Regions from separate parts of the Mus musculus genome. Here region 2 is linked to region 1. The links are chromatin loops, found by intact Hi-C in ENCODE. Cell type or tissue: heart. All regions are shown on one strand.

Evidence for each region. A loop is a pair of places that touch in the nucleus more often than their neighbours do. Peaks named below come from ENCODE experiments on the same cell type or tissue, not always from the same donor. Only the 100,000 strongest peaks of a DNase experiment are listed, where the experiment ranks them.
Region 2: it touches region 1 in a loop (2.1-fold over the local background); 3 of 42 quality-filtered maps call a loop at or near these places.

The regions. Positions count from the first base shown.
Region 1 is chr3:89,879,131-89,881,630 of GRCm38, forward strand. The region is part of intron 6 of Il6ra (interleukin 6 receptor, alpha); the gene reads right to left. All of the region lies in intron 1 of Gm46811 (a long non-coding RNA gene), which reads left to right. Among named protein-coding and RNA genes, the nearest start is that of Gm46811, 8.3 kb to the left of the region's middle. In heart, no CTCF peak of the experiment used is centred here; a DNase peak (open chromatin) is centred at 1,061.
Region 2 is chr3:89,941,718-89,944,217 of GRCm38, forward strand. Atp8b2 (ATPase, class I, type 8B, member 2) reads right to left here. Exons shown (of 28, transcript NM_001081182.3): 24 at 2,392-2,475; 25 at 1,897-2,142; 26 at 1,613-1,751; 27 at 1-88. Among named protein-coding and RNA genes, the nearest start is that of Atp8b2, 20 kb to the right of the region's middle. In heart, no CTCF peak of the experiment used is centred here; a DNase peak (open chromatin) is centred at 1,374.

The DNA.
Region 1 (2,500 bases):
AACTCTCCAACATTAGGGGACTAGCTATGTCGATTATGATAAAGCCATATTACACAGTGGCCTGGAAAAAAAACAAAACAAAACTGTTTCACATTGCATGATGTGTATCAAAACATTACATGTTCCCACAACTATGCCTGATTATTCTGTATCTACTAAAAATACAAGTTCAGGGAGCGCACCTTTAAGCCCAGAACTTGGGAAATAGAAGTCAGCCTGGTCTTCCTAGAGCATCCCAAGCCAGCCAGAGCTACACAAGGAGATGGTGTCTTGGAAACAAAACAAAAACCAAAAAAGTAAAACTTCAAGTTTTAAGTGGTTACGAACACTGGCTGCTTTTCCAGAAGACCCAGGTTTGATTCTCAGCAACCACATGGTGGCTCCCAACCCTCTGCAACTCCCATGCCTCCTCAGTCCATCCGACCAGCCTCTGCAGGCACTGCATGGACATGGCACACGGCCATAGGTGTAAGCAGGACACCCAGAGACATACAATAAAAATGAAAAAAAAAAATCAATGAAAAAAGATGAGATAAATCTTTTTAAAATAATAAATAAATACTTCAAAATATGGACTTTAGAAAAACTTTGGAGCCGGGCATGGTGGCACATGCCTTTAATCCCAGCACTCTGGAGGCAGAGGCAGGCGGATTTCTGAGTTCGAGGCCAGCCTGGTCTACAAAATGAGTTCTAGGACAACCAGGGCTACACAGAGAAACCCTGTCTCAAAAAAAAAAAAAAAAAAAAAAAGAAAAACTTTGAAGATATACTATAACATATTTTAAAAAAGACATGTTTGATCCAAAGTTTCTAAAACTCGTTTATATTATCATATGTTATATATTGCAATATATATATATATATACACACAGAAAGGGAAAGGCCAGGGTGATACACATTGCAAGATAGGGGCACTCTGAACAGTAATTCCTTGAGTTTGCCTTTTTGCAATAAAATATATGAAGTGACTCGTGCCTGGGATCAGCCAGACACCCTGATAAAAAGGAGTCGGGGACAGCCACTCCCTTCATGGGAACTGCCTTCCACAGAAATCAAACTTGAGGGCAGGCCCAGAATGGGGCCTGAGGGACCAGCTCTGAACCTTGCCAGGCAAGGGATGGAATGACTCAGAATCTCTCGTCATCTCAGCGTTTTTTCCACTAAGAAGTTAAAAATACCACCAAGTATAAGACTTTCAGTGTCCCCAACTCTGGAGAATAACATATCACTAAGGGGCAGAGGACAGGGTGACCTGTTACTGATTGGGAGAGAATTTCCAATGGGCTCCACCACCTCCAGAAGGAGAGACAAGCACACAGCAACCCTGGAGATGTTGAAAGAAGGCCCAGAGAGGGGAAGTAATTTGTCTAAGTTCACAAAGCAAATTAACTCAGACTTGAACTTCTAATTGTGGCTAGGACCCAGCACCTCCTACCTTTGTGCTCCTCCCAACTTAGCATAATGAGCTGAGTTCAACCCACAGAAGGGTGTGTACAGAAGGTTGTACACAGAAGGGTGTGTACAGAAGGGTGTACACAGAAGGGTGTGTACAGAAGGGTGTACACAGGACAACAGAGCATGTGGTTGGCTGCTGCTAGATTCAAAGCTAAAACCAGGAAATGACTGCAGCAGTAAAGAGAAAAATAGGTCCAAGAACTGATGGCCATTCGGCCCAGAGGTTCCCCAGACCCAGACAAGTTCAACATCACATGGAACCTTTTTCAAGTCCTTAAAAACCTTTTTATTGCCCTACAGGTCTCAGAACCCTGGCAGCAAGCCTCATTGAGTCCCACTAGGACTGTGTACATGTGTGAATGGATGGACTGGCTTTGGAAGACAAGGCCTCTCTATAGCCTAGATGGCTTGGAACTTACTATGTAGACCAGCCTGACCTTTGATCTTGAATTCAATTTTTTTTTTAATTTTTTATTTGTTGGGAAAGGGGGTGAGAAAGGGTTTCTCTGTGTACCCTGGATGTCCTCTATAGACCAGGCTGGCCTTGAAATCACAGAATCCATCTGACTCTGTCTCCTGAGTGCTGGAATTAAAGGTGTGTGCCACCACTACCCAGTAAATTCAATTTTCTTAAATACCGGGATTACAAGTGTAAAACACCATGCCAGGCTCCCCACAGGTTCTGTGTGGTGAAAGGGTATTTGTTTTGTTTTGTTTTGTTTTGTTTTGTTTTGTTTTTGGTTGATGTTGTTTGGTTTTGAAACAAAGTCTCACATAATTTTAGTCTCACATAATTTTAGTCTCTCAACTGCCCTGGAACTCACTATATAATTCAGGCTGACCCCGAATTTAGGTTAACTCTCCCACCTTTGTCACCCAGGTGCTGGGATTACCAGCACAGGACACAATGCCCAGTGTTTTTGTCATTGCTGTTTTGATCTTTGAGGCAGGGTCTCATTCTGAAGTGGAGGCCAATCTGGAACTCACAGCAATCCTCCTGTTGTAGCCTCTCAAGTGCTTGATTACAGATGTGAACCATTCCAGT
Region 2 (2,500 bases), 63 kb after region 1:
AAGGCAACCACAGGCATGATGCAGACAGCCGTGGTGAGCGCGATGGTGAGCCACACGGTGGGCTGGGCCAGGGTGTTCTGGGCATTCCCTGAAGGACAGGAGTCAGGAAGTTGACAGTGGGGATCTCCTCGCTTCCCCATTGCTATTTCTCATGGTTCCATGTCCTCAAACTCAAACCCCACACACCCTCAACTTCTGTCTGTCTGCCACTCAAATGCTAATCTCCAAATCTGTCTCTGCTCTCCAACTCTCTCCTGAAACCCTAGTCCTGTTTCTTTAACCATCTCAGTCAAGGAATCTCCAGGCTAAAAAGGCCCATGTGATGGACCGTCTCCTCTACCCCAAGCCTGCTGTGTGCCTGCCTTTTCCAGGTAGCGAAGCACTACAGTAGCAGCACTACAGTAGAAGCACTACAGTAACAGCACTACAGTAGAAGCACTACAGCAGAAGCACTACAGTAGAAGCACTACAGTCACAGCACTACAGTAGCAGCACTACAGTAGAAGCACTACAGCAGAAGCACTACAGCAGAAGCACTACAGTCGCAGCACTACAGTAGCAGCACTACAGTAGAAGCACTACAGTAGCACTCGCTAGCCCAGAACTACAGTGCCCCGCTCACTCCTTTCTCTTCTTCAAACTCAATCTAGGCTGCTGGCTGCAGTTTCTAAATATCTAAAGAATTCCAAGAGCCTGTAGTCCGATTCCTGTTGGAGGTCCTAGCCATTCTGTTTTCATGTGCCCTCTACTTTATTATCCAAATACAGTAACGCTGTCCCTTTAAAATGGGAATTGTTTTATGTACTTCCTGCTCAAACCTCCATTGAAACCAAAGCCTTTTGTGCAAGGCAGGCAAGCATTCTGCTGAGTTATATCCCCAAATCCACACCCCTCTTTACACACACACACACACACACACATACATACACACACACACACACACACACACACACACACACACTCCTTTTTGAGACAGGCTCTCATGTAGTTCAGGCTATTCTGAACTTGCTCTGTATCAGAGAAGGACCTTGGTCCTCCTGCCTCCACCTCTCAAGTGCTGGGAGTAGAGGCACTTGTCAGCCTATGTAAAAGAACAAAACAAGTAACAAATGAAAAGAAAACAACCTTTGATGCCATCTGTCTCCTGTCTCTAAGTAAATGAAGACTTCTGGCAAGGAAAAGCAAGGCGCACTTGGTAGCCTTGCATTCAGAGACCTCTCTCTTTCCCCACCGCTTCCCCAGGCCTCCTGCCCCACACTAGCTCGCCAAGAGCCAAGCGGTACCTTCACATTCCAGGCTCTGCTCACTAACAGCAATCTCCTCTGCAGGACTATCCCTGGCCAATTCCACTGGCACCGCTGACCGGGAAACTTGCTATCCCTGACCTCCTTGGAGCTCTGCCATTCCACAGCCAGGCAAGGGCTGTTCTTCCCTCTCAAGGACACATAGACATCCCTTGGCACCAGAGCGTGGGTCACCCACCTCTTCATATGGCCTCGTACCTTGCAAGGTGCCCAGCATGTAAAGTATTGGTAAGTGCTGGCTGTCTACCCTTCGTCCCTAGAACAGATATGAATCATCATTGATTAAGAAGGATGCCACGGGTACTCACCCACAAACCGGAACTGGTTTGGGAACATGTCAAAGAGTCCATTGCTGTGCATGGCAAAGAGGATGGCGAAGTACACTGCAAGGCTGCCCCAGATGAAGAAGTGATTGATGGCTGTCCAATAGCCTGTATCCAGCCCAATCTGCAAAGAGTAGTTATTGAAGGGACGAGTACCCCAAGATCCCACCCCACCACAAGAAACAAAGATGTGATGCTGAGGCACACACACATACACACAACCCCGTCCCCAAGAAAGGCTCCCTCCTTCCTGAGGGATGGCCTCATACCTGCACACTGACCACAATGACCAGCGATGTGGCCACAGTGACTGCAAAGGACTGGTAGTCTGCCAGTTGGGTGCCATCATCCCGAGTGGCCTCCGCAAACACCCCATAGGGGATGAAGAACATGAGCACAGAGGTGTAGATGCCCTGGGCGATGCAGATGAAGAACTCTCGCTTGTTGAATAGGAGGTTCAACTGGCCTGGCTCGTACAGTTTAGGGTACTCCATGCTTCGCTGTTCCGGGACATCCTGTGAGGGGAGGAGCCCAGAAGCTGCCACGGATGCTCTCCAGTCCCCCTTCCTAAAGTCTTGGTAATAGATGCAGGCTTAAGCTAGATTCTCCCAATCTCTCTGTGTTCAGCAACAAAGGGGAGTTACAAGTTCCAGAGCCAAGATGGAAAGGATCCCCCCGGCCCCCCAACTGGAAGTGTCCACTGGCATCGGGGCAGCGTCCCGCACCTGGCATATCAGACAACCTTTCCCTGACCACCCCCATACCTGGTCAAAGACGCCCATGGCTAGGACGGGGAGGGAGGTGTACACGATGTTATACAGGGTGATGAAGTACTGGTCATAAACGGTCTGGAAGAGAACGGGGCAGGAGAGT